Linked DNA regions of Homo sapiens: regions 1 and 2 are each linked to region 3. The links are chromatin loops, found by intact Hi-C in ENCODE. Cell type or tissue: OCI-LY7. All regions are shown on one strand. Links, peaks and the distances in the headings refer to the core of each region. The heading gives the core; the rest is flanking DNA.

Region 1 (10,346 bases), core at 1,071-9,070, 270 kb after region 3:
TTTGGGTAAAAAAGAAAAACTCTGAAGGAAGTAGTGACTCACACAGGAATAAAACTTTACTTCCCATATCTTTATATTAAAAATTTTCCTCGTATATTAGAAAATACTCCTTATCCCAAAATGAACACCATAACGATTTGTGACTAAATTTTCCAAAGTGTCTATTTGTAGGCTAACATGTCTTCTTGGTGTTCTGTCTGCCAAGATACTTAAGTGATCTTATACTTCAGCTTAATGAACACTTAAGTTCTTACCCTACATAAGACTCTTTTTGTCTGCCCAATAACCATTTCTCCAACAACTCTTAGAAGCATTTTACCTTTCCTTTGGGAGTTGAGCATTCCTCATTCTGAAATGTGACCCAGGTCTGGTCAATCAGGGTGGCCAACTTCTTCCAGCTCCAGAAACTGACTCAGAAAATGCTTATGATACAAGAGAGGTCAATCAGAATCTCTAAGTGTCAGCCCAGATGTTGTGGGTGAAACTATGGAAATATGTACTCCTTTTTGCCAGATTTCCTTATCATTAGATATGTACTTAGGATGTAAGCCTGAAGTTTCTGAAGTTCAACTTGTCAGTAAGAGAAAAGACAGTGTCAGAAAAAAAGCCAAAGGAGAGGAAAGCAGATTCGAGAACTGTACGGGAATCCCTGACAGTATTGTTTCAACAGCTAGATCCAACTAGGCCTGAAGCTGCTACCCATAGACTCTATGAGATCCAACAAATTACCATAGTTCCACTAACTATTAGGATCACCTTTATTATACTCACAAGTAGAAGCCTCATAACTAACACAAAGAACCAGCTACCTCAATTCTACTTACTCTACAGTTTTTAAAAGAAAGAAAAAAAGATATATGACAGTAAGAATGGCTGTTTCACTATCCTCTCATCAGCCTGCTTTTTATGCATTTCTTTGTGATGATGATCATTTGGTTACTTTTGAGTAGCAAAATATAGTTTTTATTTCAGCTCAATAAATATTTTATGTGCACTTAAATGTATAAGAAACTTACCTTGCACTGGGAACATACAAAAATGAAACAAGACAAGTTTCTCATTCTGAACACACGGTATTGAGCTTGCATGACTCACAGTGTGCAAATTGTATAGCCAAAATAAAAAAAAATACTATATAAATCCTATGAGTACTATTTCCCCCATTAGATATTAAAAACACTGAAGCCATGAATTGTATTGTTTTTCCCTAAGTTTCATCTCTAACACTTGTGTCTAGATTATTAATATTTGTAGAATACAACACATATTTTTCTTTGAGGCCTATCAGTCTGGAAGTGTCTTCTCGGGACAACTGTTAAAACAATGTGCAATTGCGACCGTGGTTACCTCTCATTCAATTAGTAACTTTATCTGCTAATAAATGATTTTTCATTCATATCTGGAAGACCTTGAAATCCTCCTAAACAATACATTTATAATGATGCAGTGATGGTTTTGAGATAAAGTATTCTGCAACAATGTCTTTTAGGAAAAAAAAAAGATTCTTATGAGAAAAATAGAGAAACAAAATATAAGTCAATATACTAAGATTAAGAACATAGATATGTATTTTCTCTTCCTTCCCACATCTCATTCTTTCTGTAATAAAATGATCTCAGCACTCGCACTGCCTTCTGATTACAGCAAGATTGCAAGACTTCTGCAGCTTTCCTACTGCAGAGCTATTTCTAATACCACACTGATCCTGAAATGTTTGCCATCTCCTTAAAGCACCTGCTGTAACTCCCGGCCATACTCTTCTCCCCACTTTAAAAACTAGATCTAACCCAACCATCAGGCTAAAAGTAGGAAATACAACAGTTTGAAGAAATGCAAAAATTTATCTTGTATTCTATTAAACGGCAGGCACTGCTGAAATAAGTTATGCCTAGGCACTTGGGTTCGGGTAAATCAAGTAACATGATATATTTTTTACGAAGGGGCTGTTTTAGCAAACTGGGCAGACCTACTGCTCTGATTTCTCATGCATTGTTTTACTCTCATTAAAATGTTTTTGGTTATACGTCATTATCTTTTACTTATCCACTAATGGTCTACAGACACACAAATATCAGGCAGGTGAAGTCTTCCCCCATCCCCCTCCCCCAATCCCGCTGCACCACTGCAGGCCTGGGTAGTAGCAAACACACCGATCTGCGCCCTGTCACTGGTTTAGGAAGCTGAGCCCCAGCCGCTGAGCCGTTTTCTACCGGCTGAAGCACGCATGCTTCCTTTGCTTCCTTTGCTTCTGCAAGGGAACAATGAGCAAGTGCATGTGTGGGAACCCTCCTGCCTGCTGGGCGCTCAGCTAGGAGTCCCAGAATACCAGACACCATTATATTCAAATGTAAGTACCAAAAGTCATTTTGACTTGAATATAAATTATTCTAGCTGCCATGTTGGATCACCGGCACTACTGCTCCTCTTCATTAGCAGTGATAATTGAGCAATGACTTTCTAGGTGCTTAAATCACAGTATGATTAATGGTGTATGTACCTATCTTGCTTGCAAGCTCCCTATTTGAAGGAGATTTTTCTTTTACATTTAATTATCTTCATCATCTTCAAACACGAAACACTCAAAGCACTGTGCTTATAAAACCTGGAGACCAACATTTTTAAAGCGTCTCTTGACCGGTCCATCACTTTGCCACTGGTGTTTTCAAGGTACCTTACAAGACTTATTTAATAAGAAACAAGAATGAATGCTACTGAATGAGACAGAAGAAATGCAAATTGCTGCTATTTCATTCCTTAAATTGCATACCACTTATATTCTTCTCACCTATCTTAATGTTGGTTTATAGGGTTCCTTTATTAGGATATGAGATTTAGAGTGTAGAGTTTGTGATTATTTTTCTAAGTTATTTTCGGGCGCTACCATTAAGATGAGAAGCCAAAATAATCAGCTAGAGATTGAGCTGAATTAGGAAGAGATAGTTGCTTTTTTCCCCCTTTAAATCCCTTCCTGTGTATGTCTAACAGTGCAGTTCTACCCAGAACACTCCCAGCATCTGGCCTATCTTGCATTCAATTCACCCAAAAGTTATAAAATGTATAATTAACGATGTGGCCCTATATATAGCACACTGACACCTTCACTAACTTAAATCTATAGCTTATAGGTGAAAGTAAATAGAATAAGTTATAGGTATTATTAGCATATGAGACCAGTCTGAAGAAAAACATACAAAAAGTAAAATGTCACACTTCCTTTTCTCTCGTATTTTATATTTTGAGAATTTTAAAAATTGCTAAGTGCAGTAACACTTAGAAGAAGCCACATCTGATGGGACGGTTCTTTTTTATGCTTCTTAAAAGAAAAAGAGCCTTTGTTAATGTGCTTTCCTTATTACTCTAATTTTCTGTTGGCAGATCCCTGCTCTCAGACCCCTGTAGACCTACTGGTTCTGGAAAAAAGCTTTCTTCTTCGGTCCCCTGAGTAGGCTAGTGACAACTGAAAACATGCAGGTAAAACTAACACAGAATGGTCGTTTCAGAGCCAATTTTTTGTGGTGGCAAAGATGTGCCAGCAGGTTTGCTCATGCTGCTGGGTCCAGGGAACCTTTTTGACAGAGTCCCCACCCCCTCTTGCCTAAATCAGTAGAAATGATTTGGAAATCCTTTTGGGGAATTATTTCATTTTCATTTTGCTTTGCTTCCCCTTATTCTTCTGAAAGCAGCATTTACATGCTCCCTGCTCAAATTTATAAGAGCAAAACAAAACTTACATAACTCAGAAAGTCAGTAAATTCTTATTTCGTTGGCAAAACGAATCACCTGTTTCCTTGACTCAGTTCAGACCAAAATTAAAAGCACTCAGACATCCTAATAAATACCAGAGCAATGGGCATTTACAAAATCATTGAATGGAAAAGACAGAAAGAATGGTTAAAAAAAATTGTAACCTGCAATAGGACCATCCTTAAATATATTAATAGTATTAAAGATTTATTTTGTTATTCAGTCTTCTACAATGTCCCTGTGAGGTTGAGTGCCTCCCCATTTTATGGTTGAAGAAACCAAGACTCGGAGATGATAAATAATTTACTCCAGTTATATTGCTGGTAAGAGAAAGAGCCAGAATTCATACTAAGGTCTGAGTTAAGTCCAGGTTTTCTACATGTGATATCGATAGTATATTTAAAACAACTAGCATGATGAATATTTTGTACCTAGCTAGAGTATTTCTAGCTGCTAGAGATTGGGAGAAACTCATATCTATGTATTATGAAACTTCACATTCAAACCTATAATTTAAAGAAAAATATCGTCATGTTACTAGGATAAAATTTCACTTTTTCTCTTCATGGTAATTTAATTTTAACTAGTAGTTATCAGCCATAATACCCTGTTTAGTTTTAACTAAAATAAGAAATCAAGAAAGTAAAGAGAATTTGAAGCTTAGAATAAAAAACCCAAATGTTACCACTTATAAATTAAACACAAACACAAAAGAATGTGATAAAATCGGGACAACATCTAACAGTAGGAATAGTTGGTTGACTACGCTTTTACTCCTATCTAAATTGATGTCATATAGGTGGTCCCAAACACAGATAAGGGCTCCCCCAGTTTGGATAAGAAGTCTGATTATGCTGTGCATCCCTGGATAGTCCTGCCAGACACGAGGATATGCACAAATGCCCATCAGAAGCAAGACTATTTTACATCATTGCACACACACTCACACGCACACTCATACACGCACACTCACAAAGACATCCAAACAAAACATGCCACTAGCGCATGAAGTGAGGCATTTGATGGTGTGGACAAGAAGCCAAACTTTTCCACTTACTAGCAGTGTGACTTCCATCACTCCATCTCCTCCGTGAGCCTGGTCCATAAATTCAGCACCTCATAGCACCAATCTCACACACATGGATGGTCATCAGGGGCTCAAGGAACGTGAAGCTCATGGAACATTCTATAATCATAAACACTCTTCAAATACAATGATTGTTGTCATGGCTGTTACTTATTTCTGAAACTCCTGCTATGATACTGCTCCTGAAACAGCTGGCTACCAGGAAGAACACCTGTCATCCCTAATCCACTGGTCCAGAACACTTTCCTCCATACAGAGCAGGTTTTCATGATTGGATGATTACCCTGCATGGCTGGCAACAAACTCAATTACTGTATTTTGAGAAATCAGCCATAAATTGGAGGTTTCTTATATGCAAAGTGCATAATGAGATGAAAGCCTACTTGAAACTCATCAGAGGCGCAACAATACTCTGACTTTTAATAAAGGCTAAACCAGGGCAGGTGGAAGGGGGAACATTTAGATAAACATATTTTAGGGTAGACAAATGGAAAAAGTAAAACAGCACTATTTTAATAATTATAATTACAGGATGATTCTTTTATCAGATTTTGGAATGAGCTGGTTTCCTTTAGAAACAACCAACAACAACTCTGATTTCTTTTAATGTTTTCTCTTTTTCTAAAAAATAGCCTTTTTCTCTGTCTTGAAGAGAGGTCATAAATCCTGAGTTCTATCCAAGAGAAGCCTGAGCTTCAAGCTTTTTCACCAACACAGTGTATTAAAATGCTTTAAATTAAGGAACTCTTGTATTTAATCTACAAACCTATAGATTAAATACAAAAGAGTTCGATCCATTTCCCACCTCCCAATGCCATACAGCAATGGTTACTTTTTAAACTGCTCAAAAAAGATTCTGAGATCTTAATTTTTTGTTTTTTTCCTTGAGCAGACCACAAAAGATGTGAGAATTCAAACTGAGCCATAGCTCCATCTCCTGGAAGTGTATATCAGCAGCAACAAGAGTAAAGACCCAGAGGCATGAGAAACACTTCCTCACTGAAGCACTCACGTTCCGACTGTGTGCAAAAGACCTTTTGTGTCTCACTCACTGAGGGAGATTGTTCTTCACTCAATCAATGAGAAGAACAGACGTCTTAGAAAACCTTCAGTACCTGGGGGAAATGAATGAGCTCAAACACAAGGGAAAGTCAGCCCGTGTTCAAGATAAGCCCATCTCAGGAAGGCAGGCACCATGCTCCTGAGACTACTTTACCCCCAGATAAGAAAGCCCTTATTGATAAGCCAAAATCACAGATTATTTTATTAAGCTCATATTTTAAAAGAATGCAAAGCTTCCTTTAATGTTACTTTCCATTATAAATGTAAAATTACAGTTTGCACATAATATCTGGATTCTGGTTAACTATTTTCCATACTGTATTTTGCAATTGCATATCTGCATTTCTATTTTTATATTAAAAAATAAATAGGGTTATGCAAATAATATTTCTAATTGTGCATATTTATGTATTTATATTAAGTTTTAGTATGTCTGCTTGCTCACATAATTTATCTTCTCTTTATGTATAATTTCATTTACTTACAATAACTAATTATTAGGGAAACAAATAAAATCTTTGAGAAATTACCAGAGGTTAATTCATAAGTGCTTTATCTTGCTTCACAGATAATCATATACTTTATTTCTAAACTTTGAAATGTTATTGTCCATATTGTTTCTTCGTACTTACAAAAGTAAGAAATTGGATTGTAATGTTTCCAATTTATGTTGTCATGCTTTCCTCTCTTTAATATAACTTGAGTTTATGTAAAGTTTGAGCGGTTCAAGTTATTTCCAAAAATATAATAGGAGCCCCACCCTTCTCAGTTCTTTCACACTAACACTTTTATTGACACATTTGGAATGGGGAAGGATGTAAGCCACACTAGTCAATTTGGATCAGCTGTTTATTTACAATTTACTCCAAAGATTTAAGTAAGCAAAGTCAGTGAGCAATTGAAATTGTTTTCCTACTCTCTTTTATTCTTTTTTTTTTTAAAAAAAAAAAAAAACAACAGCCATTTGAATGAATTTTTTTACTCTCCTGATGTTTCTCTCTGTTTCCACACTGAGCGCCTGATAGAAGCTGGACACCTGCTTGCCTTCAGGCTATTCCATGTTCTTTAAAACTGTGCTGAATAGAGATTGAGTTCAGCTTCCTATATCTATAATCAGTGTCTGATTTGGAAACAGAAAAAAAGCTTTATATAACTATTAATAGTGGGTGAACTGGAGCCAGCACTTTGATATTAATAAAATAAACACAATACATAATAAAGCACAAAATCCAATTTATTCAATGTAATTGAGAATATGGCCCCCTGGCAAGATGAATATTGTGAGAAAACTAAAAATCAGTATATACTACTTGATTTTCAAGGAATTAAATATGTGTAGACTACACTTAACATTCAAATTAGCTTGACTCTGATGTAATATCACGTTGATGCTTCAGAAAGAATATTTAGGGCCTCAGGATCATTATAATGAACACCAGTGTCATGGTAGAACTACTAAAGGACTAGAAGATAGACGCTATTACACTAATTTTGTCCTGAAATCAGGACATATTCCTTTAAAAATATTTCTGGATATCTGTTTCTGTGCTTATTATGTGTCTCTTTTTCATAAAAGTTAAGTGGAGAAGATATGTGTATAAATCCTATTTCTTTGGGGCTACATAGAGTTTGGATAAAATGGGGATAGGCTTCATAGCGAAAGTTTACACCTGAAGTCTCCCCATCTCGTGTATGGCTTTGCTTGATTAACATACTTTGCTCAATGGCCATAAAGGAGCACGCATTTTAGGTTAGAGTTTTCTGTTGGCTTTTGATGATTGGCTTGCAGCCAAAGCACTTATCCTGCTATTCAGGATATATTGTAGAAAACCATATAACTGCACCTAAGAGTCTTTAATTGCTAATTGTTCCTAATAACTGTTTAGGATATAATGCAAACAACAATACATGATGTCAGTTTGAATTTCAAGGTTGTTATTCAATCCCAAGTTTCTGCTGTGTTATGATCTCTTCCTGTGGTTAATGATGTCTGGAAAACCCTCTGTGGAATAACAACCCTGGCTTGGGTAAGGGGCAAAGTCTGCGTTAAAAGAATAACAATAGAAAATAGAGGTTTGAGTAATAGCTACTGTGAGTTGGAATGCAATAACAAGCATTGTACAAAATGAAATAAATGGCCACTTTTGTGCTTCCAATTATAATACACATCTCTGTAACTATTCAGAGATTAACTGTGCTGCGGATTAGCTATAGAATTTGGAATTATCTTCTACATTGTCATGTGCATCCAAAGTGTCCTGTTATGCTCCGGGAATCAGGGAATCACTTTCTCCAGGTCTTATTCTTAAAGGACTGAGACAAGCTTTCATTATTTCTGAGGATGCTCATTGATCTCCCTTCTACTCATAGTGGCTCAACCCAGAACATGGAAGCCTTCTTATAATAGGCAATGGCAAAAATGTGATGGGGCCAAGCTCTGGCTAGCTAATAACTCTTCAAGTACTTCTCCCTCTGTTCTGCCTGCAATTTCAGTAAGATTTCTAGCACTTGGAGTTTAAATGTCCTCTAGCCCTTTAGAAGCTGGCATCTAATTGCTTCTTCACGTTGCCAAATGACTGAGTGTTTTCTCTATTGACATGGTTCCTGCCAGACTTTGGAATACACAGTAAGCAGGATAAGAGAGACAAGAGAAGCATAAAACTCGCTCAGAGGAGGATTAGAGCACAGCTGGGAGTCAGAGAGTCAGTAGAAGGGGCAGGAAAACAAAAGCCAAGAAAGAAAAATGAAAAACTGTAGATTGCACAAAAGAAAAGGGAAGCAAGACCAGAGTGGATTGCTGGTAGAGAGATACAAGGCCTGCTGTGTCTGAGAAATATTTAATGGAAGCATCTCTATATGTGGGTGTGCTATTGTGTATGTTGATACATGCAAAACAATGTCCCTTCCTTACCTACCTCCTTTAATCACAAAAAAGCCCAATGTAGTATTTGGTTCATCATTCCCATTCCACATTATTCCTTATTATCTAATTTTGGTAGATTGCAAAATGGCTACAGTCCTTCACTTTTCCTTGTTTCCATGCCTTTTGCTCTGGAATTTAGAAGCTCCTGCCATTAACAAACAGATTCTACTTTCCTTCCCCTCGAATCTGAGTGGCCTATTGACTTTCTTTGGCCCATACCCATAGAAAGTGGAGGAAGTGATATTGTGCCTTTATTTCATGCTCCTACTGGCTTTCTTGGAGTTCTACCCAGCTGCCCTATGAACAAGCCCAGCCAACCTGCTGGAGGAAGAGAGACCATGTGGAACTGAGAAGAGTTCTCCTAGTAGACGTGATCCTAGGCTAGTCAGCTCTCAACTGGCCTGACTGCCGACTGAAGATGCTTGAATCAATTCAAATGTAACCAGAACTGCCCACCTGAGCCCTGCCCAAATTCCTGAAAAAGAGACTTACAGGTTAAATGAACGTTAATCCTATTAAGTTTTGGGATGATTTATTATGCATAAAAGGCTAACTTCAGCAATAGCCAAGTTATGTCTCTTGAATAGGTAAACAACTTTTGTGTGGTAATAAGTATATTGTTAAATCCATATTTGAAATTTGTTTTTTTCTTACAATTGTCTTATATCAATCTCCAAAGAACCTTACCTAAACAGCCGGATGTATTAATCATATTTGCGGTTCAAGATAAAAGAGTTTGAAAGGAATCAATCTGTAATTCTTGCTTTTTTCCCAAAACTTTCATTAAGACTATGTCTATTGCACAACATAAAGCCAATTATGCATTTATTTTTTCGATATAGAGAACCATTTTATAAAATATAAGGCCTTTTGGTCTCGACTCCTAGCAGGTACTCTTAAGACTTGGATTTTAGGAGAATGTACACTTGGGGAAAAGAAATACCAGTATTGATTTTAACCCTAGTGAGTTTCTACCCAACCCATTCATAAAAGAACCAAAACTTCTGAAAGATGGTTTTAGATGGTTAATCTACTATCACAGCAAACAGATCTATCTTCATCTCATCTATGTTCTTCATGGCACCTGAATAATTTAAGGATACAATAACTACTTTAAAAATTATTAGGTCAACCAACACCAGGCAGTCAAGCAATTTATTCATCATTGGGAAGCCTCTTGACCCCAATGGCTCTGACAATATACAGAGATGGTAATGACATTACCTAATTCTGTCACGCGCAATTAATCTAGATTTTTTCTCCATGATTAAAATGGAAATTACTCGCAACTTAGAATTGCTGTTGAATAAAGGGTTACAAATTCCACCTGAGTTACAGAAATTATACCATATGCTTATGAGCAGTAACTTGGTAGAGTTTCTTCTGTTAAAATAATGTAGAAAAACTGGTCTTGGACACAGCAAAGACTAATATTAAATGGATGAAATCGCAGTAAATTGTAAAGGTCTCTGTTTCAATCAGGATCTAGGTGGGAAATAGATGCACACTCATATTGAGTAATGGAAGAGA
Region 2 (10,346 bases), core at 889-8,888, 230 kb after region 3:
TCTTTTTTTTTTTTTTTTTTTTTTGAGGCAGAGTCTCACTCTGTCTCCAGGCTGGAGTGCAGTGGCGCAATCTCGGCTCACAGCAACCTCTGCTTCCTGGGTTCAAGAGACTGCCCTGCCTCAGCCTCCCAAGTAGCTGGGACTACAGGCACGCACCGCCTTCCCTGGCTAAGTTTTTTGTATTTTAGTAGAAATGGGGTTCCATGTTGATCAGGATCGTCTCCATCTCCTGACCTCGTGATCCACCTGCTTCGGCCTCCCAAAGTGCTGGGATTGCAGGCATGAGCCACTGCGCCTGGAAAACACCTCTAGCCTTCTTAAGGGGCATGCCAAAATCTGTGGGTAAGGAGTATCGTAGTTTAGCTATGTGTACCCAGAAGCTTTCAGGTAGCTCCTAGGATATTGCTACTGCAAGCTCATGATGGTGTGAGCCTTCAGTGGTATGTGTTCATTTACAACTTTGCCCCATGCTAGGAGGCTGTGGACATGTGAAAATGATCACATAGGAGTTTGTATGTTCCCTTGCTTTGTTATATTGAACACTTCCTGCACAGTTCTCATCTATAAAGTAGGAATAATAATAACTACTTTATAGAAGAATTAAGGGATATGACATACGTAATGTTCTTGGCATATGTCTAGCACATATTGGGTGTTTCACAGATATTGATCTCCTTTCTCCCAGTTTCTCAATCTCTCCAATATCCCACAATCTTGTTATTAGAGTTTAGACAATTTCAAGGGATCTCATTGTAGGTAACATGTTTCTCATCAATGACATATATTAATTTTTATAGATTTCAAATATCTTTCAAAACTCTTAAGATTTCATCTATCTTGCCTATCTTCTGTACCATTTTATTTAATTAATATTGATAATGGATAATGTCCTTGCCTGCTAATTCCAGTTTCTGAATAATCTGTGGGTGTGCTTTTATTTGTCTTGATTATTAGTCCAGATGATGCTATCCCGCCATTCCCCCAGAGGGTTATACTTTTCTCTGTTAGAGATGCAGAACTTAGACACCTCAATCCCAAGGATGGATCCTGGCTTGGGCTTTTATTGATTTAGTTTAACTCAATCCATGTCTGCTTCATTCCCATTCCTCAGACGTGGCCTCCCAGACCTTTGATTGAGAGGCAAGTAGATTCTCGTCCACTGAACTCTGAAAGACTACAGGAGATTAAGTCATGCCTTCAGAATTTTGAATTTAGCTCTTTTGGCTAATACCTCACACAGCTTCAAATTTCTGGAGTCTTAACAGGGAACCTGGGGCATGTTTGTGTCAGGTCACCTCAATAGGATGTTGTTTTCTAATTACTGCTGGAGTTCCTCATCCTCTCCTTCCAATCCAGAACACAGCAAATGCTTCCTGGGAGAAACTGGCTTTTTGTTTGCAAGTCCTTTAGATTATTCTCCATCACAACAACCCACTGGACCACCAAAGGTTCCAGTGTTTTGTCTATGTTTGCCTAGACCAGACCCCATCTTTGACCCATACCTTGAATCTGCAAATGCCCTCAGGAAAGAAAATAACTATCAACTCGCAGGTCACATAGTAAAGGCTCTTTCCTTTTGGAGTGTCATTTCCTCTAGTCTTTGTTGCTTCTATAGCTTTTCATTGTCTTTAAAAATTTGCTTTTACTGTGAAGTATCCATTTTCTCTAGTTGTTGACATGGCTTGATATATTATACCCGGGAAAGGGAATCTCGAAGTCTGAGTCTGTGCTGCGGAAATGGTTCGCTTGTCTAGCAGCTCTTCATAAGGACTGTCTCTAAAATCTCTTTTGTTCTTCCTGCAGAAAAGAAAAGGGGGTCTAAAAGAGCAGATCCAGAACTGAGCTGCTTGGAAGGAGTTACAAACTGAATGTAGGATTCGTTTCAGAGGACTATGCTTATCAGGATGAGTATCTTAAGAACGACAAGGAGGAAGTTTAAAAGGCTAGACCTTTAGGCCACAGTTATACTTCAGCACAGCCAATTCAGTAGGTATTCAAATCAACAGGTGCTCATTGGGTGGTGATAATCTGCAATTACTCAACCAACAGCCTTACATTTAAACATATTCCAAGTTTAAATTTTACTAGCCATGGACATCATAGCTAAGACTGAGTTTTACAGTAAGTCTAGAAGTAGATTGATTTCAAAATAGAGGTGCACACAATAAGAGCTGGATGTGAGAGCTGGTCCTTTCAAAACATCATTGCTGCTGGTTGTTAACTATGCATTATAGCTTTTTTTTCCAAACACAAAATAGAAACAATAATGGTACCTGCCTCTTAGGATAATTTTGGTAACTAAATTACTTTATATATAAATGCTTAGAAGAATCCCTACCAAATAGCAAATTGCTATGTGTGCTTACTGTCATTATCATCACCAATATTAGCATCATCAAAAATTAATGTGATATAGTCACCAGATTTTGTTTCACCAGCCTCAACAGACTTGCGTTATGATGTATGGTAGGCTGTTTTCTGTCACTGTAAGAGAATATCTGCAATTGAGTAATTTATAAAAGAAAGAGATTTATTTAGCTGACTAATTTGCTCCTGTGATAACGAAACCCTTCCCTTGAGAACTAACCTAGTTTCACCAGAAAGTCATTGATGCATCTTAATGACCTAATCACCTCTCAAAAGTACCACCTCTGAATACTGCTCAATTGGAGACCAAGCCTCAACAAAAGTTTTGGTGGGGATAACCCATATTCAAACCATAGCACCCATGTTTGTCTGTTTGTTATATTGGTAAATCCTTTAATTACATTCTTTTATATTCTAATCAGAAAAATGCATATAATCATTTATTCTTATTTCTACAACAAATATTCATTGTTCATTTCTACAATAGAAAATCAGTATATTAATCAAAATACTGTTCAATAGGTTTGTCTTTCAAGGTCTGGTGATTTCCCTTTACTTACTCCAATGAAATGATCATTTACAGTGGCGAGGATGCTGAAACTATTGGCAGAATGGATCATATATGTCAAACATGACAAAGGAAACATACACATTTTTTTTAGTATGGAAAAACATCATCAACTGAAGAGCTTGTCCTACTGCTCATCAAAACAAGAGATACTGAAATGGGAATAGTTGTAGTAGTCTCAGTGGCAGTATTTAAAAATTATACTTGGATTGCCAATTATTTTTATATATTTTAAGAAATAATTCATACAAGTAAATTTAATTTTCCCGATTTTATCTCTTCAGTTTCAAAGGCATATGCTAAGGACATGCTTTACTGAGCTGTTGAATGAGGAATCATATCATTTGTTGTCCTTGAATTCTCTAAATTCTTGTAGAAAGAAAATACAGAGTAGCGAAAGCATATTTCTGATTGTGCCAATGGCTTATTCCAGTAATGTAACTGGAAACTCAAAGGCAGGAAACATCATTTGTTGTTTGCTAAGGCAACAAATGGTGCTTCCCAAAGCAAGCAAGGCAACAAATGATGTTTCCCATAACAAGCCTGTGCATTTATTTGCAAATGGACTATTATGGATAGAACATGTCCTCATCTTTGGCTCAGCATGTTCACAGAATATCAAAGAATCAGGCAAATGAGCTGGTACATATATTTTCTGGGTCATAGATATGGACCTACATAGCTGACTAAAAATTGTATATACTGCGCAGACAACCATTCTCATTGAGGTGAAGCATTCATGTTCAATTTTTCCGAGGTCGACTCACTTCAAGCATAATACTGAGAACTAAATCCATCTCTTTACATACCTCGTTATCTATATTAATATGGATTTACTTTGCAGGAATAATATCGGTCTGCTTAAGGAACTTTCTACAAATCAATTCAGCTCTGATGCCCATAGAACTAAGATGAGAACATAGAAAAGTAGAGGGACTTCATGCTTAGTTTAAAAGTCTGAAAATATAACGGAAAATAATAATTTCAATCTAAATAAAAATAAAAGTTCACCTTCACTTTTATAACTACTTAAAAATAAGCTAAAGAAATGAATTTTAACCCTAATCCACATGAATTAAAAGTACATATGATTAAATGACTTCAAGTCAGAAACCTGTGTCAAAATATGAGTCACACCTAGAATCACAATTCCCATTTCCATTGTTCTCATTAAAATTCACTTTACTAAAGAAAATTAAAGGTGTGTATTATTTCTTTCCTTCCCATTAAGGGTAATAGTATCTATCAAATGATTTAATATGTTTCAAAAATTTAAATTTTTTAAAATAGACTATTTTATGTGGAAGAACTTTAAAGTTGTAAGTCAAAAGAAAAACATCTCAACAAAGGTCTGAAATACAAATGTGTGATATTTTAAAGGTAGCTAAGGATTTAAGTTAGGGAAAGAAGAACTTACGTGAAGAGACCTATGAGGAATCTGCGTACTGAAAGACCCACATACTCAAGTGTCCTTTCCCCTACAAAAAAGTCATGTTCTCTGCTGGGCATCTCAGGGTAGCAAGATGTTAAGCTCATCGGTTAACAGCAGAGAGTCAAATGGGAAACATCTCCAGTATGTCAGGAGACAAGTGTTATTATGTAAGTTTTTACACTTTTCTAAAAAAGGTGGTGAGAAACAAGTATACCATTGAAATTTCAAGACAAAAAAGGCCAAGTTACGGAATAAGAGATGCATAATTCCCAGCTGGGATAAACCTTTAAAATAATTCAAAATTATTTGTTTTGTACACATACCATATTCACACACTGGAATAAATAAGCATTTTTGATAATATCCTTTGTCACTCATGGACTGTTTCTGCTTCCCTTGTGACTTTACTCTTTCAGAGTAAAAAGTCATTCATGGCTAAATGTGTTCCTACAGTTAACTCTAGTGAGATAATATGGATAAATGATATCCACAGTTACCATCAAAGCTTTATGTTAAATAATATATCAATTTTTTAATTGCCCCGAAAGAGAAAACTGACAGATTCTTCTTGTTTTCTGTAACCCTTCATTTTACATTTCCAGGGCTGAAGAACTAGCAGACAAGAAAGAGACAGAAAGAAGAGGGAGACAGAGACAGAGAGAGATAGAGAGAGACAGAAACAGAGAAAGAGATTTCTTGACTGTTTAGAGTCCTCTTAAACCACAATATTTATAACATGCCTAAATCTAGTACTTATGGAAAAGATACTATACACTTAGAAAACACATTTTTGAGCCTCAGTAAGCCATACCAATAATTAGATATGATTTTGAAAATTAATGAGTCAGAATCACATCCTTGGTAATTAGGTCACCTCGGATGAAAATCTGACTTCATTCTTGTTCACTGTAACAGTAACCTTTCGCTCCCCCTCCATCCCAGAAGGCAACAAAATGATTCAACCTTACTAAAATCTCACCTCCTGTAATCCATTATATCTTAACTTACACATTAAGATTTTAAAACCTCCATCTGGTGGACATAACTTGACCTCTTTTGATTTATAGGCAACCTGTTTTCCCAGGTAAGCAAATTCATTTTTCCTCTGACCACCTGGCTGAGGCAGTAACAGCTGAGGCAAGCCTGCTCTCTAGTGAGCTATAACTGCTCTGCCAACATGCCATTAAGAGGGAGGAATCCAGGATGATTTAATGTCTATGAAATTAGAGCTTAAGCTACTTTGGAAACCAGAGGCTTACTAAACGACTCCTGATCCCTAATCAATGGTATGATCTGAAACAATAGCTCCATCAGCAGTGGAGAATTCTTTCTTCTTGCCTGAGTTACAGGGATTCATAGTGCTCATGATTATTAAGTGAGACGTAAAAGGAAAATTTCAATTACAGCAAAGGTTAAGATAGATGATATTCTGGGCCAGGGTTTCTCAAAGTGTGGCCTGCTAGCCATTTCCATCAGCGCCACCTGGCGTTGGGGTGAAGAGGGTGTCCCTTGAGTAAATCAACTTCCTGGGACCACTCCCTCTTCTTCCCTTCACTGGCGATTCTGAAAGTGATCTTATAGATATCTCTGTATATTCGGCCTTCCCCTTAAGATGAAAATGTACCACTTATATAAGGCTGTGCGAGGGGAACAACAGGGGACATTTAGGAAATTGCCATTTCTTTCTGTTTTCATTTCTGTGCAGTTTTAAAAGAAATGTGAGGACATTCAATTTCACAAGATGGATGAATAATGACAATATCCAACTTTACATGAACCCCGTGTTCCTGGAAAACAGTGATGGTTATGATATCTCCCCGTCCTTCCTTCCCTTCCCAAAATACCTCCACGCCTTTGTGTTCCCAGAAATGGCTGTCAGGGCATGCTCTGGTCTAGCATATTCCCAGCTCTGCCCTTCCTCAGTGGCTTCCATGAGAGGCATCTCCATTCTTCTCCATGACTCCATTACGACTCTGGATGATCCTCTTGTCTATCTGCCTCTATAAAACTGCAGCCCTCTGCCTTTTCAGCCCCTTCCTCTACCCCCCCTTTTTTTTTTTTTTTTTTGAGATTCTCTGAATTAATAAATGTTCTTATTGCGGCAGGCTAATAAAATCCTGTCTTGTGCATTTTAGCTTTTACAAAAGCAAGCCTAATAGTTTTTCTTACAAATACCTATTTATAAGAGAACACATGGCTGATGGTAAACACGAGTCACAGATTCAGCAAAAACAAGAGCCAAGCAGTACACCCTATTTGTGACTATGTTACTTTCTTGTGATTGTAACTGTGGCATGTGTAGTCAGACTTGCATTTTTTTCAAAAACCATTTTTGGCAACAGTATAAAAGATGTTTTGAAGCGATGAGACAATATCTGAGAGACCAAGGCAGAAGCAATTGAATTTCCAAACTAAGACAATGATGGTACCACTAAAGCGAAAAGAAGGCTTTTAGAGAGAGTTAAGTGTTAGAAACTCCAGGATTTTATCAACCATTGAATGTGGGAATGAAGAAAAGGTAAGGTCAAGGATGACAAAGGGATCATGTCTTTAGAGGCACTGAGCTGAACAATGCAGGGAGTGTCAACTTTAGTGGAATTAATTTATTTTTGAGTGTATTTATACCCAACTTAAAAAATTAAGCAATTTAATGTGACATATAAATACAGAATATAATCACAAAATGTGCAAAGTAAGACAAGTAAGGAAATTAGAATATAAGTACAGGAAAAATAGCAGGAAGCTTGGAGTGAGGTTGATAAACAACATGCGTACTCTAGGTCATATACATTAACCGCACATTTGGTTCTGAGCTTTCTGGCAGCCAGTGCAAAGAAGGGAGAACAAAATCAGCTTCTGAGACCAATTACTTTTCTGCCTAGAAGGAAAATTACTTAGGAAACTAAATATTGAATGACTGAGAGGTTTCTTTTAAACATGTTGAGTTTGAAGCTCTGAAGCAATTTAGACAGAATATTAGTTTAAAAAAATAAAGAATTATTGTTTCAACTTAATAGTTTAACATGCTGACAACTTAAAATTACCATAAGGATTGGATAGATGGAAGCCAAAATTCCTGTGTTATGACAGAGGGAAGAGTCTGGAAAAGGAATATTGTTTAATGCTGTAATTATTTTTAAATTTGACTGTACCAATTTAAAGTTGAAGCAGATTATTTTTGATAGTCTAAAAATCTAAGTTTCTCTGTATGTTTTTTAACCCCAGGAAATTGCCTAATAAATATTTAGAATATAATCTAGTTTAAAAAAAGAGAATTAGACCTACAGGTTTTCTTTATAAATTATTATTTTATGATTCCTATTACTTTCGAGGGTTAGAAAAAATGTAATATGTGAATTTAATCAATTTTTTGGCAAGGAGCATGGGCAGGAGGTCATTTTAGGAGGTATATCAATCATTTTAAAACTCAAAGTTTTATGAACCTCATTGTAGCACATTATACTAAAAGGATTAAATATGTCTGTCATCAGGAGAAGTAGGAAACTTTGCTGTATTGACAAGTTGTAGCCTAATGGAAGACTTAATAGAGTAAAAATAAATTATTTTAAAGTTTTTGTGATAAATTGCTACCTAGATTACACTTCCAAATGTTTTTTTAAAAATTAGAGTGATCTTTCTTTTAATTACTTAAAAACTCTTTGAGGTAAAAGGAGGGAGAGAGCAGGAAAGAAAAGTTAACTGCTGTATATTGGATACATGCTGTGGGCCAGGCAGGGTACAGGTATTACATGCCTTTCAATGAGGGAGCTTACACTGTAAGGTTCTACCATTTTTTTAAAAAGTTTTTTATTTCCATAGGTTATTGGGGAACAGCTGGTATTTGGTTACATGAGTAAGTTCTTTAGTGGTGATTTGTGAGATTTTGGTGCATTCATCACCCGAGCAGTATACATTGCACCATATTTGCAGTCTTTTATCCCTCGGCCCCTTCCCACTCTTTTCCATTAAGTCCTCAAAGTCCACTGTGTCATTCTTATGCCTTTGCATCCCCACAGCTTAGCTCCCACTTATGAGTGAGAACATACGATGTTTGCTTTTCCATTCCCAAGTTACTTCACTTAGAATAATAGTCTCCAATCTCTTTCAGGTCACTGCAAATGCCATTAATTAATTCCTTGTTATGGCTAAGTAGTATTCCATCGTATATATTTATACTACAGTTTTTAGCCACTCATTGATTGATGGGCATTTTGGGTGGTTTCACAATTTTGCAATTGCAAATTGTGCTGCTATAAACATGCATGTGCAAGTATCTTTTTCACATAATGACTTCTTTTCCTCTGGGTAGATACCCAGAAGTCGGATTGCTGGATCAAATGATAGTTTTAGTTTTAGTTTTTTACGGAATATCCACACTGTTTTCCATAGTGGTTGTACTAGTTTACATTCCCACCAGCAGTGTAGAAGTGTTCCCTGTTCACTGCATCCACACCAATGTCTATTATTTTTTGATTTTTTATTATGGCCATTCTTGCAGGAATAAGGTGATATCATCCTTTACGATTAAAACTCTCAGCAAAATCAGCATACAAGGGACATACTTCAATGTAACAAAAGCCATCTATGACAAACCCACAGCCAACATAACACTGAATGGGGAAAAGTTGAAAGCATTCTCTCTGAGACCTGGAACAAGACAAAGATGCCCACTCTCACCACTTCTCTTCAACATAGTACTGGAAGTCCAAGCCAGAGCAATCAGACAAGAGAAAGAAATAAAGTGCATCCAAATCGGTAAAGAGGAATTCAAACTGTTGCTGTTTGCTGATGATATGATTGTATACAGAGAAAACCTTAAAAACTCCTCCAGAAAGCTCCTACAACTGATAAAATAATTCAGCAAAGTTTCTGGATAAAACATTAATGTACACAAATCAGTAGCTCTTCTATATACCAACAGCACCAAGCTGAGAATCAAATCAAGAACTCAACCCCTTTTACAATAGCTACAAATAAATAAATAAATAAATAAATAACTTAGGAATGTACCTAACCAAGGAATTGAAAGACCTCTACAAGGGAAACTACAAAACACTACTGAAAGAAATCATAGACAATACAAACAAATGGAAACACATCCCATGCTCATGGATAGGTAGGATCAATATTGTGAAAATGACCATACTCCCAAAAGCAATCTACAAATTAACGCAGCTACCATCGAAATACCACCATCATTCTTCACAGAAACTATAAAAGATCCTGAAAATAATATGGAACCAAAAAATAGCCTGTGTAGCCAAAGCAAGACTAGGCAAAAAGAACAAATCTGAAGGCATCACATTACCTGATTTCAAACTATACTATAAGGCCATACTCACCAAAACAGCATGGTACTGGTATGAAAATAGGCACATAGGCCAATAGAACAGAATAGAGAACCCACAAATAAAACCAAATACTTACAGCCAACTGATCGGCAAAGCAAACCAGAACATCAAGTGGGGAAAGGACACCCTATTCAACAAATGGTGCTGGGATAATTGGCAAGTCATATGTAGGAGAATGAAATTGGATCCTCATCTCTCACCTTATATAAAAATCAACTCAAGATGGATCAAGAACTTAAATCTAAGACCTGAAACTATAAAAATTCTAGAAGATAACATTGGAAAACCCTTCTAGACATTGGCTTAGGCAAGGATTTCATGGCCAAGAACCCAAAAGCAAATGCAAGAAAAATAAGATAAATAGCTGGGACTTAATTAAACTAAAGAGATTTTGCCTGGCAAAAGGAACAGTCAGCAGAGTAAACAGACAACCCACAGAGTGGGAGAAAATCTTCACAATCTATACATCTGACAAGGACTAATATACAGAATCTACAACAAACTCAAACAAATTAGCAAGAAAAAAACAAACGATCCCACCAAAAAGTGGGCTGAGGACATGAATAGACAATTCTCAAAAGAAGATATACAAATGGCCAACAAACATATGGAAAAATGCTCAACATCA
Region 3 (10,346 bases), core at 802-8,801:
TAGAAAACCAATCCATCCTTAAGGGACCAAGAGAAGGTATGGAAACACATGTTGTTGTTGAGAACATAAAGGTGAATGTTGACCTTCTGTCCACCTCTTCTTCCCCAGAGGGTGACTGATCATCCACTGCACCCAGGAGAAGCATTTGTGCATGAATGAGTGAACTCTTTTGTATTAAAAGTGATGATGGTGGCGGTACTGTGACACAATAGGTCAGTGGCCTGTAAATTCTTCAGTTCTGAGCAGGGCTTCTGGCTTGCAATGCCCCTTCTTTTTGACCCAGTATGCTGGGCTAAACCATAAGGGTTACATTTATTTCCTCACTATAGACACCAGAGCAGGCTTTGAGTAGCTGGATCCTTGCTTCTTCCCCTCCCGGTCCTGCCCTAATAATTGAGTTCTCCAGGAGCAAAGAGACTTTATTAGGAAAGATTACCGCTAGTCTCAGTGCTTTCCCCAAAACCCCGGGTAGAAAAGCCATGTCTTCACGTTTGTAAAATGCTGTTAGTAGTTTACGTTTATAAAGGGGTTATAGAGAGAATTTTGAAAACATTTCACAGTCTTAAACAAATCCTTTTAATACCTAAAAACAATTTTAAGAAAATCATCAAAAAGGGTTTTATATACAGAATTCTCAGAATGCATAATAAGATGCTGAAAATAAATGTTATTCTATAAATGAAACAAACAATATCATAAGAGTTAGGTTAAATATTGTAGTACTCAAAAAACTATATAGCCATTTATGGTCATTCTTGTAAAATAAAAGCTACTAGGATATAAAATAGAAATGTCCTCTCCTCTTTGGTGGTTTCATAAAGCTCTGAAATATTTAACAGGACTGATTTCTAATTCCTTTACTTTTTAAAATAGGGGCACACTCAGAAAGACTTGATACAAGTATAAGATATACTCAAATAGGGTGTTTTGTTCCAAAATTTATAACTCCAACCAGAACCTGTTCCCTCCAGAACGAAACGCCATTTGCTATTGAACATTTTCCATTTGTATGGCTCTTTGGCACCTAAAACTCACCATGTTAAAAATGGACCCCAGTTATGCCTTATTTCAGGAGATGGCATGATGAATCACCTTCAAGCCAGGAATCTCAATGTCATTCTCAACCCCTCCTTATTTTTTACCTCCCGCACCCAACTACTGTACATCCTGCTTCCTAAATCTGGCAGGGTCCTAATCCTGGAAGCAAAAATTCTCATTGTAACTGTGATAAAAGTCTACATCTTAGTCCTAAAGCCCAATTTTGCCCTCCTCCATTTAGATCTTCTTTAGGGGTAATGTTTTTGATGCATTTCATACACGTGGCTTTCCATTTCTTTCAGGATAAAATGACACATCTGTAATGATGTGTATAAAACCCAGCCGGTGGGACCCCACTTTCTTTCCCAGACACGCTCTACTTCTATTATAACACATTTTTCTGTGCTACTTCAAAGACATAATGGCTTTCTTTCTGCAATATTTTTCTCCCCATCTAATTCTGCTAATCAGCTAGCCAACTCCCACTCCTGCTCAGAGACACCTGGGGATGGTTGTGCGAAGCGAGCCCTGCAACTGCAGGGGTGAGCCACATATTGACATCATGGTCTAAGTGCACGGTACCTCCCAGATTTGAGAACTAAGCACCAGCACTGCAGTACTGACAACTCTGCTCCGCCCTTCAGTTTTCTGCTTAAGCAGCAGTGCCTCAGGGAAGCCTTCTGCACACTCCCTTTCCCCAGTCCCGTGTACACACATTTACACACACTTGGTTAGATCTTGCGTTTTATATTTCCACAGCATCCTGGGCTTCTCCTTTACAGCATTGAACATTTGTAATTATTTGTTTAATGTCTTTCTTCTCCATTATACTGAAAGCCCCATAAAGTAAGAATCCCAGCTGTCTTGTTTGCTGTATTCCCAGAGCTTTCCACAGTGTCTAGAACTAGTAGGTGTTCAATAAATAATTCGTTACAGTTCATACCCTATGTGTAAACTCCTAATTTAAAAATATAATGTCATGGAGCCTTAATCACCCTGCCTTCCAGAGGGTAGAAAGAACATGAGATGAACAAAACCAACAGAAACAGACTCTGGGATACTTATGCATAAGTCCCCTGATATGTGGATAGTTGTCATAGCACCAAAGCTAAGCCAAGAATTGAGGAAGACAGAGATTTTATCTGGCAACTTTGTCGTTGGGGTTCACTCCTGCACTCAACTTTTATGTATTTATTTTTTTCACTGCTCAGATGATCATCGTGAGTTTCTGTCTGTTTTCCCCCTTCCTTGCTCTATAATTTGAACCACTTTTATTCTGTGGGTCAGTTAAAGTTAAAGTCACTCTGGTTCTGATTGCTATCTAATCCACAGGGCAGAAAATAACCACATGACATTTACACATGTAATTGAAGGAGAAATTGATGGTTATTTGGAATGTAATAAAAATTGATGCTAATAGTCATTCATTATGGATAAAAAGGCATGATACACTCTCAAAGTCACTAAGAATGGTATCAGAGTAAGACAAACAATTAGGGCTGACATTAAAAAAAAGGAAGTAGCAGAAACCAACTTCTAATTTGTGAAACACAGAACTGGTGCAGGTGTCAGCTTCCAAAGGCCTTATGAGGAGAATCATAACTAGAACTTCTTAGATCAGTTCATGTTTTCAGAAACACATGACCCACGTACATACATGCACATGCACGCACACACATACAACACATTTACTCCTCCAACGAATACGACAGTTAAAGAGGCAATATCTTTGTTGTTGAATCAACATCCATTAAAGATTAGTTTTATTTTTATGGCTATGCCTGTTTGGAGGATTACATGTCTACAGAATTTGAAAAGGAAGATGCATATTTTCCATATTATGCACTGAGGGTCCCCTTAAAACTCATTAAGAGTTGCTTGAATTCACAAATTCTACGACTGTTAGCAATGGGGGGAAAAATGCTTTGTATGTTCTGCCAGCAGGATCTACCTTAGGACCAGCTTGATTTGTTAGGGTGAATATTAGTTACCTGTAACTCATGCATTGCAACTCATCTACACCTGTAACTCTTGTTTCTCTTCTTAAGACATATCAGTGAGAACTCAACTTTGCTGCTTTGCTTTATGTAGGAAAGGCTGGCCACCTCCACGCGCTGATGGCTACTAATGAGAGATCACTTCCTAAGATCATTACTTGAAATAAGTTCCCTTGTAAAAATTAATCTATTGGTGCCACATAATGCAAAATTTCAATTATTCATTCATCTTATTTATTACCCTGTATGTAGGGCTTTTAAGCATCTCACTGTCCTGACTTCAGAATGCATGTTTTTTTATGATCACTGAGAAAGAAATAATAGTTTAATATGTCTCTTCTCTGACACTTAAAATGTTACTTTTTAAAAAGTGCTCTTTCATTTGGAGCATAAATTAAAATGTAATTGTACACAGTTATTATTCCAGTTCACCAGAATAATAAAGAGAGTTAAGAGAAGAGCCAAACTTTATGATTTCCAAACGCTCCTGTATGTGTCCTATTCTTACTTAGTTTCTCTTTGTTTCATGACACACTTGGAATGACTTTGGTCTTTTCTTAAGGCCACATAGGAAGTTTGTATTTTAGAGCAAGGGATCTCTGCTTATGGACAACCTCATCAAAGAGTTCAGTCCAATTCTGCTTAATTCAACAAATATTTTCCAAGTACCTAGTGTGTACATAGCACCGTGCCTATTGAACTCTGGCTGAAAGTAGCCATCTCGCGAATGTTTGCCCCTGGCCACAAGGGAGGCTAAAGTGGCCAATGAGTGGCTGAGTGTAAATGCAATACTTGTGGCCTCATGTTATCTGGTCAGTAAGTGGTATCTTTATTTCCAAGTGCAGCTCATTAACAGCACCTATTTATCTGGTGTCATTAGGAATAATTTATATTATAATGGGGTGAATAACAACCCCCCACCCCACGTGATTGTAGTTATCTTAGGCTGTCAGTTGTAAGTTCTCATGTCTCCTGAAAGGATTTATGCCTGTAGTATTTACATTACCCACATCTATTTCCCTTGAGTTTTCTGTTTGAAGTTAATCCTTCTTACTGAAGAGAATGGAAGCAAAACATGAATTGAGCAGCTCTTCCTTCTCTGTTTTCTGTTAACACTACACTGTCATCGCCCAAGAGCAGTTCTCTCATTTCCTTCTGGATTCTAGATCTAAACAGATGGGAAGGCAGACCCTTTTTCCTTGTCTGTACCATTTCTCATTCATTTTTGCTCATGCCTTTGGACATGTAGGAGAGGTACTGCTGGGGAGGAATAAGGGGAGCAGAAGCTCCACTGCACTAACAGCTGGAAGATCTGGCTTCTAATCCCCACACTGCCTTTCCCAGCAGTAGAGCATTGGGCAAGATGTTTTAACCCTTTTGAGCCTCAGTTTTTTCACCTGTGAAATGGGTTCAATAATCTCCACTGTGCCTTCCTCACAGATAGGAAAATATAAATAAAAGCTCTTTAAACATTTTAAAGTATACTAATCTTATTTATGCTACTCATATACTGTTAAATATAGACATATATTTATATCAACTATATATATGCCTGCAGATATGTGTGTGTATATACACGTGTGTGTGTGTGTATGTGTGTGTGTGTTTGGTTATCAGCCCTTCATTCCACATTTCTGCCTTTTTCTTCCTTATGAGCAGCCTCTCAGGGAAGGAACCTGAGCAGCGTGTATGCACACTTGCACTAGGGGGCAGCATTGCACAGTGGTGGAGAGTGCAGGCTTTGCAGCCAGGCTTTCTGGGATGGAATTCCACCTCCTCGGTGAAATACTTGGGAAAGTGACTTAACCTCCCTCAGCCTCACTTTCCTTATTTGTAAAATGAGGTGAATAATTCAACCTACCTCGTAGGATTGTTATGAGGATTAAATGATTTAATGCCCATAAAGCACTTCAAATTGTGACACTAGTAAGAAGGCAACAAGTCTTAGCTATTCTTAGTGTTGTTACAGAGCAAAAAGTCAATAATTTAGCTCTTCCTGTGCTTTGCGAGTCTCATTTACAAGAGAAGGTCGTAATTCTTATCTCTAAATCTCTTCAATTTTGTTCACTCGAAGACTATAGTGTCACAGCACTGTGCTAGAGGGTCTGTTTTGTAGTTATCAAGATAGAACTTATAATACTTAATTTTCTTTCTTTAGGATCAAAATAATAATTTTATGCTACTACTTGATCTGAAAGTCATTGATTATAAAGAGTCCTGTGTAGAAACTAGATAGCTTTATTTTTAAATGCCATATTGGGTGGGGTATATACCAAAAAGTAAACGTCCAATATACAAATATGTATATTAAGTATCTATTTTATAAAAATAGAAAATTTTAAATCACAGAATGTTTTCATTTGACAAAATAATTTCATTTCTGTTTTTTTTCCTAAAGGTAATCAGAGATGTATGTAAGGATTTACGCCTTACACAGAGAATTTTATCCTCCTTTAACCCCCCCTTTTAAAAAATTGTTTTAAAAAAGTAAACAATTTTTAGTACACTGTGGTACATCCATACAATGGAGTATTGTTCAGCCATTAATATATTTTTAAAGAACATTTAACAACTCAGAAGTATAAGTTTAAATGAAAGAAGAGGTAATTTACAAACTGCTTTATAGAGTAAAATGTCAAATGTGTGTACATATATTACATTAAACGAAAAAAAAGACTACAAGCAAATGTAACACAATGTAAAATACAATTTTCTTGGTGGGAGAATTATGAATGTTTCTATTATTATTTTATTCTGAAGATGAATACACACTTTCATATATACATATGTATTTATACTTGTGTTTTTCAAATTTTCATTCTATTATCCTTTTATATTAAAAAAAAAAAAAAACAAAACCTGGCTGGGCATGGTGGCTTGAGGTCAGGAGTTCGAGACCAGCCTGGCCATGGCCAAACCCCGTTTCTACTAAAAATACAAAAATTAGCCAGGCGTGGTGGCTTGTGCCTGTAATCCCTGCTGCTTGGGAGGCTGAGGCAGGAGAATCACTTGAACCTGGCAGGCAGAGGTTGCAGAGAGCCGAGATCAAGCCACTGCACTCCAGCCTGGGTGACAAAGCGAGACTCTGTCTCAAAACAAAACAAAACAAAACAAAAACAAATAAAAACACCCAAAAACCTGATACTAAATATCTCAACTTTTTAGCTCATTATGTCTTCAGATAGGTAAAACAAAATGCTTTACTGGGAATCCATTTACAAAAAGTCATTAAAAATAGTCTAATTAAAAGTTAAAAACTTTCAAAATCATTCATCTGTGAAATCACATTTAATGTTTTCCAGACATACAAAAGACATTCATGAAAACAGTTTGTAGATTGGAACTGTTTTGCAATTGTGGACCTAGCAGCTGGTCTCTGTGCAAACACAACAGCACTGACTGGTCGCACAGGGGGCCAGAGGAGTGAGCTTCAGCAGGGTGGCTGCAAGGACCCAGGGCTAAGTCACTGAGCAAGGAGGACCAAGTTGGGAAGGGCCGTAGGATCAAGACAGAGACAGCACTTGGCCATGAACTTTATCTCCTAACTGAACTATAAGGACACTAAAATGTTTTTACTACTACTCGAAAGAGAGGTCACAGACAAATTGAGTCAGAGACTGATAGAGAGAGAGAAGCTCGGAGAAAAAGGGAGACAGACACATTCTGGAGAGAAATTTAGAGGAAGACAGAAGAAATTAACTGCTATTAATCTATACACAGCTCTCTCTCTAATAGTCTCAATTCCTCTTAACCAATCCTATAGTTATAAAGTCCCAATTACAAATGACAAGAATCACCACCACCATCACCACCATCACTACCACCACTACTACCACAAAAAAATCTCAAAACATTGTTAAGAGTAAGTGCCCTCGAAGAGTGCAAAGGACCAGAGCATGCACCTACTATGGCACCCCAGATGGATAGATAAGATGAACCCCTTAATCAATGACAATTGAGCAAAACCTACTCCTACTCCTGTTTGGCTGAGCTTTACATTTCAATCACGTTATAAAACTTCCAATCTCTCCTGGCTACAACTTAAGCAGATACAGTGAAGTGAAATTTATACTCGAAGGAAAAAGGCCACACTGCTTTGCTTGTCAAATATGGGTTTGACAGGGTCAAAATACAAAGCTGGTAGATTTTACATTTTGTAGATTTTGAGGTCTTCATTCCTCACTCGCTACTTTGCTGGTTTTTTTTTTTTAATTTGGATTCTTTTGTTAAAAATTATAAAGCAAAAGTGATTAAATTCCATAGAACTCGTCTTCTTAGAAGGTTGAAAGAATGATTTCCTTCAACCAGAGAAATGGGCCAATCGTTTAAATTCACGATTATGCCAGAGGAAAATAACAGTGAAACATTCCATACTCCAATGTCTGTTTCCTTGAAATTGTTAGAGTCATACTGCTAGTGAATATTTTGGTTTACAACTGTCTGGGAAAGCTGAATGAGAGATTCTAGAAAACGTGCTTCTCTCAAACCTTCTGTATTTACATTATTTGGTTAAGATCTATTGTGCTTTGCTTTCCTCCACTGGAAAAAAATCAGCCCAGGCAAGGGCTGACATTTCCTTAGCAGGCTGGAGCACCACACCACTTAATTACCCACAGGGAGATGTGAGAAGTAGCGCGTGCAAAGTTTAGTTCTGCCTGAGGGCACTCACCCAGCTGCCCTCATTAGTATGTGGTAAGAAAACCTGCCACCCCACAGCTCTTGACTGCTACATTTGAGAAAAGGAGATTTGTATTCAATAAGCTGGTCAACCCCAATTTTGTTCTAAAATGTCTATACAATAGAAACATTCTAGTTATACAAAAACAAAAAAACACAGGGGGAAAAGGTAACAGGCAAAGGGTTATTACAGAGGAGCAAACCATCAGGATTTCTTGACATAAATATTCCATAACATTAGGAAGAATGATACACAATTGAGGTCTACCGAGTGAACCCTGGCAATTAATCTCTACTCAGTTAGCAGCTCCTCAGCCCCTTCAAAAGTCAGGGGGAGATATGATTTGAAAGCTTCACTTTTTGCCCTCTGTTCTTCTGCATTCCTTTTTTTTTTTTTTTTTTTTTGAAACAGGGTCTTGCTCTACCGCCCAGGCTGGAGTGTAGTGGCGTGATCTCGGCTCACTGCAACCTCCACTTCCTGGGTTCAAATGATTCTCCAGCATAGCTGGACCACAGGTGTCTGCTACCACACCTGGCTAATTTTTGTGTTTTTGGTAGAGACGGGGTTTCACCATGTTGGCTGAGCTGATCTGGAACTCTTGGCCTCAAGTGATCCACCTGCCTCGGCCTCCCAAGGTGCCGGAATTACAGGTGTGAGCCACCTACCGTGGCTGGCCCCTCTTCTGCATTCTTAATTAGCACTGACCTGTCAAACTTTCGATATTCTGTTTTTAAAAAACTGCTTAAAAATCTGCATTAAACAATAGGTTCATGTTTGAACCATAAATGTCGTATAATCAAGCAATTTCTTCTAATCATCTGGTGTTAGGGAAATACATTTTTAGCTCCCAGTGAGAGTCATGTGCATACTTAAAGCTTGGCAAACCACAATGAAAACTTCTAAGCCTTCAAGACTTGCCAGGGATTGAGGGTGCGTGGTCCGAGGAGAGGGACTGGCTGAAAGGAACCGCGCAAAATTCTGACCTATAGGCTTTCCTCTTTTCCTCCCCCTCACTTCCCATCTACTCTTTACCCCCTACCTGGTAAACCAACCTCCAAGCACAGAAAACAAAACAGAACGGATTAATGGCCCCTGTTCTGTTTCATTATTTATGCCCTTCTCATGTACCACACTAACCAAGGGATGCTCTTTGATGATTATATCTCCAAAGAACATTACTGTGATCATGGTATGTGCTGGGGAACCATAGATAATTAATCAGTCAAACTGAGAGATACAGATAAGAATAACTTCTGGATTTTGTAAAAGTAAATTTAATGCATAAAACCTGCTAGGAACTGATTAATCAAATAGCCTCTTTACTCATAGTTAAATCAGGGCATATACCACAGCTGGCTGCAGACCCATGCCTGCATCCCAAAGACACGGAGTTCGCTTTTGCTTCATTTAAGCCTTTCGTGTCAATTCCAATAGCAAAGGTATTTGCTAAAGAGGTTTGGCCGGTATGGAAGTTTTTGTTATCCTAATCAATCCATTAGGAAATAAGCAACCAACTTATTTGACGTAGTATTTTCTACTCGCCTTGTGAGAAATTGGTGAGTCATTGTCCCATCCACATTTCTATTTGTGGAGGTGAAAAAAATTCCATACTCCTACACCACCCCCAAAACCACGGAAATCACGGGAAGTGCTGCTCCCCCACATTTTCACAGGTTAATCTTTATAAAGAAAAATTTGCATGATTTCCATGTTAGTGTTTCGTGGATTATAAAGAAGCTAGTCACCTTTGTCTTCTATAACAGCGAGCCACGTAGAATTCTGTGAGTGTAAGATGGAGAGGAAAAAGGAAGAGAGAATTGAATGGCCTTTTGTTTCTTAAAAAAAAGGAAACCAACAAAGACTTGTTTCCTTTTCCCTTTTTGTCAAATGAAAGCTCTTCAGAGATGATTGAGCTCTTGTATGCTACTGTTTGAATCCTGTAGGATGGTTTTCTGTGTAGCTTTGCTCTAAGTACACCAAAGGACGCAGATACTTCTGAAGGTTAAAACTACTTTGTGGCGCATAGGAGACCTGTCTGAAGATTTCTGATCCTTGAGAGAAGAACATCATACTCTCCTCTTGGTTAGAGCTTGCTTTAAGGAAACACATTTGGATGCCAGTTTATCAATTTGCTGTAGAAGGGGAGGGCCAGGGACATTTGGGAACAGGTAAATCAAGTTCCAGAAGTATCTGAAGAAAAGTGACACCCAGAGAATGTACAATCCCATTTTCTGATGGTTCAGGCTTGTTTGCCACTGAGATAGCCTTGACAACGGAATGAGGGCTGAGTTTTTATTTCTAGTCCTTTCACTGTCCCTGACCCTCCCTGGCTGTCTCACTTTGGTCTTCATCTTACCCCTGGAAAACTTTTTTTTTTTTTTAATTTTAAAATGTTTTATTTCATAGCTCATAAAAAAGTTTGCATGAAATAGACTCAAGTAAATAGAAAGGCAGCTTTCAATCACAAATCAGATAGTAGTTTTTCAAACTCTACTGTGGAAGCATATTTAACGCACTCATTTGAATGTTACGCATAAATAATTTTAACTATGCAGTCCAAGTTCTGGGTTTTATATTAGATCTGCATATATAAAAGACGCTTGTGGTCAAATGTTGAGATTGGTAAAGCCAAT

Evidence for each region. Peaks named below come from ENCODE experiments on the same cell type or tissue, not always from the same donor. Only the 100,000 strongest peaks of a DNase experiment are listed, where the experiment ranks them.
Region 1: it touches region 3 in a loop (7-fold over the local background); 32 of 110 quality-filtered maps call a loop at or near these places.
Region 2: a loop joins it to region 3, with 7 times the contacts of the local background. A loop is called at or near these places in 27 of 110 quality-filtered maps.

What each region holds. Positions count from the first base shown.
Region 1 is chr4:181,256,946-181,267,291 of GRCh38, reverse strand. LINC02500 (long intergenic non-protein coding RNA 2500) reads left to right here and starts at 2,263. Exons shown (of 2, transcript NR_149139.1): 1 at 2,263-2,347; 2 at 5,724-6,276. RefSeq lists an enhancer at 8,235-8,768. In OCI-LY7, for the core only: CTCF peaks have their summits at 5,544 and 5,745 (motif pointing left); no DNase peak of the experiment used is centred there.
Region 2 is chr4:181,297,439-181,307,784 of GRCh38, reverse strand. No RefSeq gene overlaps it. Among named protein-coding and RNA genes, the nearest start is that of LINC02500, 38 kb to the right of the region's middle. In OCI-LY7, for the core only: CTCF peaks have their summits at 5,641 and 5,847 (motif pointing left); a DNase peak (open chromatin) is centred at 5,854; H3K4me3 peaks cover 283 bases.
Region 3 is chr4:181,523,168-181,533,513 of GRCh38, reverse strand. It overlaps a transcript of TENM3 not described here and the pseudogene LOC132386. Among named protein-coding and RNA genes, the nearest start is that of LINC02500, 260 kb to the right of the region's middle. In OCI-LY7, for the core only: CTCF peaks have their summits at 4,522 and 4,745 (motif pointing right); a DNase peak (open chromatin) is centred at 4,733.